2 separate regions of the Homo sapiens genome follow, and region 1 is linked to region 2. A link is a contact called in ENCODE Hi-C data. All regions are on one chromosome and are shown on one strand. Each heading gives the region's core, a stretch centred on a gene start or an enhancer-like site at or near the end of the contact. The rest is flanking DNA. Distances are from core to core; before and after follow the strand shown.

The links. Hi-C counts contacts between places; a loop is a spot of excess contacts on that map. Pooled maps may share reads with other maps.
Region 1: a loop to region 2 is called in a pooled map, with 7 times the contacts of the local background. The contact joins the promoter of AP1S1 here to the promoter of CUX1 in region 2. A Hi-C loop is called at or near these places in 5 of 50 pooled maps.

Annotation. Positions count from the first base shown.
Region 1 is chr7:101,151,099-101,155,725 of GRCh38, reverse strand. It overlaps AP1S1 (adaptor related protein complex 1 subunit sigma 1), which reads right to left and starts at 1,250. Exons shown (of 5, transcript NM_001283.5): 1 at 1,209-1,250. The coding sequence starts at 1,211. RefSeq lists enhancers at 344-844, 1,164-1,458 and a silencer at 1,269-1,508.
Region 2 is chr7:101,815,186-101,820,239 of GRCh38, reverse strand. It overlaps CUX1 (cut like homeobox 1), which reads right to left and starts at 2,614. Exons shown (of 24, transcript NM_181552.4): 1 at 2,571-2,614. The coding sequence starts at 2,600. RefSeq lists silencers at 2,665-2,714, 2,765-2,834, 2,865-2,944, 3,015-3,334, 3,445-3,604 and 2 more and an enhancer at 3,430-4,358.

The DNA.
Region 1 (4,627 bases), core at 1-2,500, 660 kb after region 2:
TTAATGATCTCCCAAACATATCATCCTCCAGTGCCAGGCCTATGCCCAGGGGTATCCTCCTCTGTAGTATGTATCTCCAACACCACACAGGGTATGCAGATGCCCAAATCCTATCTTCCTCTCTGCAGGCACCCAGGCATTTGGTCTTCGACATTTCTCTTTAACTTTTCTTCCTTTTAGGGTGCCTCCTGCTAAGCGCCCACTCCTCCCCAGACACCAGGTGACCAATTTCCCTCAGTTAGGGCCCCGCCACCCAGGGGGTTCCCCTAAAAGAATGTCTGCAGAACAGACAGCAAGCTGGGTCAAGTGGGATGGAAGACAGAACCCTCACTGCCCAGTGTACCCCAGCTTCCCAGTTCCGGGGGGTCTGGGCCACATCCTGGAGTCTTCTCCTTACCCCAGTAGCTCTTCTATTCATGGACATGCCCAGGCTTGGAATCCCTGGGTGTGTGGCACTGTACTAGCTTAGTAAGTGAAAAATCAGAATTCAGGAGAACTGATTTTTTTGGTGGAGGGGAAAAGAGGGGCGCTGGGGAGCCTCGTGCGGCGCTCAAATAGGGGGGTGGGGAGCAAGCAGGAAGACGGAAGGCCTGGATTCCGGAAAGAGAATGGGAAGGGGGGCAGAGAGCCCCGGAGCCCGGGATCCCAAAGCCTGGGTCCCTCGGAGAAAAACCACGAGTCCACTTCGCTTCCCTACCTGGGCCCAGCCTCTAGGCAAGCACGGCCACGAACGCAGTAGGGCGCTCCCTTTTCCGACCCGGAAACTCCCCTCCCACACCCCTCTCCCCACCCGGGTCCCCGCTCCCGCCTGTGCAGCCCGGGAAGGGGGTCTCGGTGACTGGTGACCCCCGCTCCCTCCCTCAGCAAAGAGACTCCCGCAACCCTCTGCTTCGGGCGGCTTCCCTGCAGCGGGGATCGAGGGACCCCAGGGGCCAAGACCAGAGCGCCCCTCCCGGCTCGGGACGGCCCCGCCGCCCCTTCGTCAGCCCCCGCTCGCCCTGCAAATGCGCCCCCTCCCCGCCCCTCTCCCGAATGCCACCTCCCCCTCTTCCTCCCGAGCCCGGCTCGCCCACCCGCCGAGGCAAGGGAGGCCTCTGAGGACCAGAGGGAAGACAGGGCGGTTCACCCCGAGGGCGGCCCCCGAGGACCCCCGCAGGTGCAGCCCACGCCCCTCGCTTCCCCCTCCCCTCCCTCTTCGCACAGCCTACCATCCTGCAGCCTCCGGCTCGGCGCGTCCCACTTCGGCCACCGTAGGCGCCAGTCCCACTCCCTTTCTTATCCTTTCTCCTGCTGCCCTCCCTCTCGCCCGAAGCCCCGCCCCGTCCCGCCCAGGCTCTGACTCCCGGCGCGCCACGCACTGCGCAGGCGCCGACGCCGCGGGGAGCGCGGGCGGGGCTGGAGGCGGAGAAGCGGAAACCATGGCAACCAGGTCCTTGACTGCAGCTTCTAGGAGCCCGGTCGTCATGGTAACGCGGCTGTCCTGTGGGCTGGTTGGAGGATGGGGGAGGAGGACAATAAGGTCCTCGCGCTTTGGAGCCTTGTGGGGCAAAAAGGCGGGAAAAGGGGTGAGAGGTGAATGGGACGATCATTGGAGTTCGAAGCAGCAGGCAGGACTCCTGGAAGGGGAGTGGGCCGTGAAAAGGGAGCAGGGTGGGAATTAAGTGTAGGGGAGGAGGAGTGACCTGGAAAACAGAAAGACAAAGGGTCATGAGAAAAGTATAGAACCCAAGCTGAATATCTATTGAAAGCGTGATAGATACACCCCTCTAGTTTTTTTCTTTTTAGAGACAGGGTCTGGCCGCGTCACCCAGGTTGGAGTGCAGTGGTGGGATCGTGACTCTCTGCAGCCTTGAACTCCTGGCCTCAAGCGATCCTCCCGCCTCAGCCTCCTGAGTAGCTGGGACTACAGACGCACACCGTCATGCCCAGCTAATTTTTAATTTTTTTTTAGTAGAGACGGGGGTCTTACTATGTTGCCCAGGCTGGTCTCGAACTCTTGGGTTCAAGAGACCCTCCCGCCTCGGTTTCCCAAACTGCTGGGATTACAGGCGTGAGCCACCGCGCCTGGCTTCTGATTTTACAGTAAGAGAAATGTGTAGAAAAAGAATAAAAGAGAAAAGGAGAGGCTGCTATAAAAGGCATGTAAGGAGAAGGGGGAGGAACGTGAACTGAGGCAAAAGGGGAAGAAATAAAGAGCGTCTTAAAAGGTTAACTTGGGTCAAAACTCAAAAAGGGACAGATGTCACCCAAATCTCAGTGTGAAGATGAGGTGGATGTACGTTGTAATATGGGCTTTTAAACTGAATGTGTGTGTGTGTCTACATGTTACTGGAAAAAGGGGTCCCGATCCAGACCCCAAGAGAGAATTCTTGGATCTCATGCAGGAAGGAACCCAAAGCAAGTCGTAGAGTGCGATGAGAAGAGAGAGTTTATTGAAAGCTACACCCTTACGGAGTAGGGCGTCCTCAGAAAGCAAACAGAGGAACACACTGTCTTAAGTTTTTCTTTTCTTTCTTTCTTTTTTTTTTTCTTCTTTTTTTGAGACAGGGTCTTACTCTGTTGCCCAGGCTGGAGTGTAGTAGCATGATCATAGTTCACTGCAGCCTCCACCTCCTGAGCTCAAGCGATCCTCCCACTTCAGTCTCCCAAGTAGCTAGGACTACAGGCATGCACCACCACAGCCAGCTAATAGTTGTATGTTTTGTAGACACAGGGTATTGTCATGCTACCCAAGCTGGTCTGGGACTCCTGGACTCAAGGTATCCACACTCCTCAGCCTCCCAAAGTGTTGGGATTACAGGTATGAGCCACCGCCCCTGACCTTTAAGTTTTTCTTATATAGGGGTCTTGTTTTTGTAGAGACTAAACTAAGCCGAGTCAATGTGCAGATGGGCCAATGGCATGACAAAATTTATTATTCTGTTAATTTAACTATCCTTGACATTCTAGTAGGTAAGTACATCAAAGCAAAACTTAATTATCTTTCTTCCTTTTTTTTTTTTCTTGAGACAGAGTCTTGATCTGTTGCCCAGGCTGTAGTGCAGTGGCGTGATCTCAGCTCACTGCAACCTCCACCTCCTGGGTTCAAGCCATTCTTGTGTCTCAGCATCCCTAATAGCTGGATTACAGCTACATCCTTTCACCTCAGCCTCCCAAGTAGCTGTGACTGCAGGCATGAACCAGTGCATCCAATTAATTAAAAAAATATTTTGTTGTAGAGATGGGGTCTCACTACTGGGATTGTAGGCATGTGCTACGACACCCAGCTAATTTTTGTATCTTTAGTAGAGAGGGGGTTTTGCAATGTTGGCCAGGCTGATCTCGAACTCCTGGCCTAAAGCAATCCTGCCTTAGCCTCCACACCCAGCCAGAACTATAATTATCTTAAAGGCACATATTGTTATGGGTATTGGGGCATCTGGATTTTCTGTAGTTGGAGGAGTCTGTCCTTGCAGGTATCTTTAAGCTGTTTCCCCAACTGTAAACAGCTTTGGGTTGTGACTGACAAGGAATGTGCCTTGTTAGTTTCAAGATGGAGCTGAACTTAAAATGGCTTTATGCTGGCTCTCTGAGGCTCCTGCTTCCCTAGCACAAATGATAAAGTAAAGAGGTCTGGATAGAAGGATAAGAGAAAATCTTAAATTTTGTCATGCAGAAAAGTTAATGGTAGATAATTGTTGGCAACTAATGTGCTATTATTTTTGAGTAGCACATGATGCAATTGTTGGTAAGGCCTCACCTCCTGTCTCCACTTTATTTATTTATTTTGTGTATTTATTTTTTTGAGATGGAGTCTTGCTCTGTTGCCCAGGCTGGAGTGCAGTGGCACAATCTCGGCTCACTGCAACCTCCACCTCCCGGGTTCAAGTGATTCTCCTGATTCAGCCTCCTGACTCAGCCTTCTGTCTCAAAAAAAAAAAAAAAAAAAGAGGACAGTAGTACATATCTTGCAAGGTGGTTCTGAGGATTAGAGGTAATGTATAGCAAGTATCTGTAAACACTTCATAATGGTACCTATCATTTCCTCTTCCCAGACTCTTCCTTTTTTTTTTTTTTTTTTGTTGTTGTTGTTGTTGTTGAGACGGAGTCTCGTTCTTGTTGCCCACGCTGGAGTGCAGTGGCACGATCTCGGCTCACTGCAGCCTCCACCTCCCCGGATCAAGCAATTCTCCTTCCTCAGCCTCCCAAGTAGCTGGGACTACAGATATCTACCACCACACCCCGCTAAGTTTTATTTTTTTAGTAGAGATGGGGTTTCACCACGTTGGCCACGCTGGTCTCAAACTCCTGACCTCGAGTGATCTGCCTGCCTTGGCCTCTCAAAAGTTCTGGGATTACAGGTGTGAGCCACCGCGCCCGGGCCCAACTTCTTTCTTCTTTTACTTTTTCTTCTTCCTTTTGCTTTTGTTTTCTTTTCTCCTCTGCCTCCACCTTAGGCTTTTCAACACCATCGTCTAAGATATATGACATATACTAGTGGAATATCTTACCAGTGGCATAGATTATTGGCTGCCTGAACTATTGTGGTGCTACTTATTTATTTATTTATTTATTTTTTTTTTTTGAGACAGACTCTTGCACTGTCGCTCAGGCTGGACTGCAATGGTGTGATCTCGGCTCACTGCAA
Region 2 (5,054 bases), core at 1,365-3,864:
CCTGGGGCATTACAGAGGAGCTGAAACAAATGTGGATTTTCTACTTCTAGTCTTGTGTTCTCTCCTAAGACACAGAAAGTGAGTACAGCCTCAGGAGTGGTTTTGATTGTTTACTGCTACAGGTAGACCCAGAAGGGAATCAGAGAGCACAAACTACTGTTCCTTCACAGCTCCCATATAAACCCTGATGGGTTTGTCTTAATTGTACAAAAACAGGAGACTTTTTAAATAGCCATTAAAGGTTTCAGGCTCAGCACAGTTCACCAGACTGCATTTTTAAGGTTAGCTCAGTGGATTTAGGAGAGAATCATTCCTGAAGGTATTGGACTATTTGGCCCTTTCAGCTTTCTTAGGTTGGCTAACTACCGACAGAAGATACACGAAGCCGAGGATGTAGTCAAAGGGCTCTCTGTGGACTCAACTGTACCAGGAGTTGTTGCATTAACTCACCACTTGCACCTTTAAGGAAAAAAAGAGTTTCACATAGGAAAAAACTTAAATCAACTGCCAATGACCCCTTCCCACATCCAACCTCAAAGACACCCATATTAAAAGAACCAAGAAAACAAAAGCAGGAGCAGCAGTGGTGTAATTTCTTGAACTGCTCTTTTATAAAGGGTACTAGATGGGACATTTTAATTAAAATAATATACTTATTATGGCAAACAGTACTGGACAGCCAGTAACATACACACTTCCACAACAGGGGGAAAAAAAGCCATCAGAAAATGGACTTTCAGCAAAACTGAAATTGTTTTTTGATTCTGAAAAAGAAGGCAACTTTTCAAGTTTACTTTTGCAGAAGCTGCTTAAAGGGGAAGGCTGGTCACCATGTGGGAATAATGTCCCAAAGGGAAGGCAGTCATTGGCGGGCCCCGTCCCAAAGAGTTCAAAGCTCCACTAACATACAGAGTGCCATGAGCTTTGTCTTAGAAAGTGTCCTCCTTTCAAATATGTATTTAAAAGACAAATTTATACAACAGTGCTTTTCTTATTTAAAAAGAAAAGAAAACCTGGTTTTTACAAGTCTGAGATAGGATAAAAAACTTGTCCAACTAGTCTTAGCAATACCAAAGCACTGAAACTTCCATACCACAAGCCTTTGGGACTAAAAAGGAAACGGAATAAAACACAATCTTCAGAAATTCTCTTCCTGAGCACACACTCCTGTGCCAAGGCAGCAGCTTCAAGACCCAGGAAGCCGAGGGACAAGAACCCAGTGAGCCAGGGTTGCAGAACTGCGGAACGGCCCAACCTCACCTGGACCCGCTGACGTCTCCAACCTGGATTTCTCTCTGCAAAGACCGATCAGCCTCTTTACCCCCAGGTGGCAACCCAATCTCAGTATAAAGAGGTCTGGAAAAATGAGAAAAATCTGGAACTAATGAATTCTCTCCCAAACTCGTTCTATTGACTCACTGACTATCGGTGGGAATTAACCAGACACCAACTCCAAAGGCCTCCTCACCGCCCAGAGAAAGAACCAGATTGGCCTGAGACTTGAACTTTGACATTCCGTATTCGACTAAAGTTTGCAAACCCATAGGAAATCATCTAAGGCCAAATCGTTAGCAACCACCAAAAGCAAAGGAGTAAAGAGGAATGAAGTTCAAATAAGGGACTTTGTTTTGGGGTTTGGTTTTGATTTCTTCTTAATATCCACATAAAGTGCAAGTAAACTGACATGGAAACTTTCGATGGAACCCTGGAGCCCTGATCCCCTGAAGAAGTAGCTAATATGGGGGACAGGAAGGTTTAGAGTTCTTAAAATCTAGTAACTCTAGAAACCAAATCCATTTTCCAGGCAATTTTGCCAGGATGCTTTAAAAAAGACACTTCATTGATATTAAGCTAGGATGTCACATTTAGGAAGACAAGAGAGAAAAATAATAATAATGTTTGTCCTTAAAACTCCACAACGGGTTTTACAGTAAGCACAGGAATTAAATTATGGTAAAAGGGAGCTATTTTTACTAAAACAGGGTAGACCAATTTATCAAAAATGCCATTCGGCTGTGTTCATTACATCCAGGAATCTAATTTACACAATAGACACTTTGGAGTAATCTATTTTAGTCAATAAATACTTAAACTCCTTTAAGTTTTAATCTTATCGGAAATACATATTTCGCATAGTCTTCTTCCTAGTTAAGCGAGAAATTTCAGGAAATTTCATAACGACTATGACTCGGCTTTATCGTTCTTAGTAGGCAAGAGCAGAAAACAAGCATATACAATTAAAGTTGTCAGATTCCATTTAAATATGTTTTAATCCAACCCGCTTCGTTTGATACAAGCCTGCATCTCGAGCTTTGCTCCCAAAGGTATTGCGGTAGGTCACTGTCACCAGTCCTCCAGGTTAGGAAAGTTCAGCCAAGTTTATCTTCACGCACACCTTAGCAGTTGGGAGTAGCTGCAGTTCCCCAGGGGCCCTGAGGAACCCTCCTATCCCCTCCCAGAGCACCAGGCCGCCCTAGAGCATTCTAAGCCGCGGGACCCGGGCACCCCCCGACATCCCCGGTTCCCTCCGCGCCTGCAACCTCGGGACTTCTGGCCCACACGCCGCTCACCTTCAACCTGGCTCCGGCTACGCACAACATCCACCTGGCAGAGTCCCGGGGCTGTCCCGGCGCCGCGGGCGCCGAGCTGGCACGTGCGGGGCGGACCCTAAGGGTGCGCCGCTCCTCCGGGCGGGGGGTGGCAGGCAGGCACTCGCCCCTTGGGCACGGCGGCGACTCGGGCGCGGGCCGGGGAGCCCCGGCACGGTCCCCCCGCGGCGCCGGGGACTCCGCGCGCGGACCACCGCCCGGCATGCCACGGTCCCAACGGGCCCCCGGGGCTCTGCTTTCGAGAACCCGGCCCGAGAAGGCATCTCCGAGCGCACCCGCCGCGCGCTCCATGGCGGGCCCTGCAGAGAGGGCAGAAGCCCCGAGGGGACGCAAGGAAGGGACCCGGCGCCGCAGGTCACCGGGGGCCGCCGGAGCCCCCAGGCGCGCGGCGATCGCGGCTCGGACCGGCGGCGGGGAGGCAGCGTACACTGCCCGGGCACCCGGGGGAACAGCTTGGGGCCTGCCTAGGGGAAAGTTGCAGCCTCCTCCTCCCGCGCCCGCACCCGGCGGTCCGGGACACCGGGACCCAGCGACACTGCGCGCGGGGCACCCCCGCCGCCCCTCGCCAAGTTTCCCCAAAGAGCCCCCGCGGGGGTCCGCCACGGAGGAACAGGTCCGCGTCACCGACACAGGCACACAAAAGAGCGCGGCGGCCGCGAGGTGCGCGGGTGGCCCCGGGGCGCTCCCCGGGACGTAAACAAACCCGGGGGTCCGCGCCGGGAGCCACACGCGGGGTGCCGGAGCGGCGGCGCGGCCCGGGCCGGTGACAGCCGGGGGCGGCGGCCGGGGCCGGCCGGGGGTAGCGAGCGCGGGCGCCTGCCCGGCCACCCGCCCGCCTGGCCGGAGCCGGGCCGCGCCGCCGCCGCCGCCGCCGGTGGCCGCTCTGACCCTCCCCCGAGCCGGCGGCACCACAGCGCCACCAGCCCCAGCTCCGCCGCGCCGGCGGCAGTGGCGGCGGCTCCTCCTGGAGAGGCAGGCGCTTCACCCCCCGCAGCAACTCCCCACAAACTTTCCCCGGGAATACGGCGGGCCGGGGGCGCGGGGCGAGCGGGCGGGCGGGCGCCACCGCCGGGCCGCGGCCCCCTCCCGGCGCCCGCCGCCGCCCGCCCCCCGCCGCCCGCTCCCCGCTCCCCGCTCGCGCGCGCACCCCGCGGGCCGCCGGGGCCGCCCCCTCCCCGGTCCCGCGGCGGCAACGGCGGCGGCGGCGCTGGCGGCGGCGGCGGCGCGGGGCCCGGGGGGGCGCCCGGGGTGGGGGCAGACACCGGGGGCAGTGGTGGCGGCGGCGGCTCCCGGCGCCATCTTGGGCTGATCGATGAATTGAACAAAGAGGATCAATTTCCGATCAAGCGAGTGATCAATGGGGGCCGGGGAGCGGGAGGGACTCGGCCCCGACTCGGCCCCGCGGTGCCCGGCACCCCCCTCCTCCCCGCCGCCGCGGGCCCCCCGGCGGCTGGGCCAGCCCGGGGCCCCCGGCGGAGGCCGCGACCGCCCGCAGCCCCCACCCCCGGGCGCGAGGCCGAGCGCGGAGGAGCCTGACCTGCAGCTGCTGTAAATCAAAGCGCTTCCAATATTGAAACATCGATCCCACATTGGCCGCCATCTTGAGACATATTGAGACGGAGTGAGCGGCTGATAGAGAGGGGGCTGGAGTTCAGGAGCCGCCAGGAGGCAGCAGGCGGGCGGCGCCAAAACCCGGCCTGGAGCCGGCCGCCGCCGCCGCCACCGAGGACGCGGACTCCTCCTCACGGCACCGCCGCAGCCATGGCGAGCCCGAGCCGGAGCCGGAGTCGCAGCCCCAGGGCGCGGCGGCCGCGGCCCGGCCTCGCGCGCGCGGCCCCGGCCCCTGCTCCCCCAACCCCCCCACCGCCGCCCTCCCCCTCCCCTCCGCGGGCCGACCGGCGACCCCCGCCCCTCGGGACAACCCCCCCCAAAGTCCGCGGTCGCGCCGGCCACAGACCCGGCCCCGAGGGGGCGCTGGAGGGCAGCGCCCGGGGTCCCCCGGCACCGCGCACCTGGGGAGGGCTGCGGGGGTGGGGGGGGTCTCCCGCTGGGATCGCGATCGCCCGCGGTGGCCGAGCGCAGCGCCTTCAAGACTCCGGTTGGGGGGAACGTCGGAGCGCCCCTGTAGTGGTTAGTGTACAGAGCGCGGAGACGCCGCTACCACCTGCCCGGGACCCCCCACACCCGACCCCTGCGTGGCCCAGGCCCCCCGCAGCAGCGTGCGTGGGAGGCGCCCCGACGGTGGACGGCAACACTCTGATCCCTCTGCGCCCAGCGAGGACCGGGACACCGACACGACCAGGAACAGCGTGGCATGTTTGGAGGAGTGGAGTTGAGGGGGAAACAGCCCTGACCCTCTCAGGGGGCCGCGCGCGTGGATGCCCCACACCCGGACAGCGGCGGTGCCAGCGTCGCACCCGAACGCACCCCAACGGCGGTAGCGCT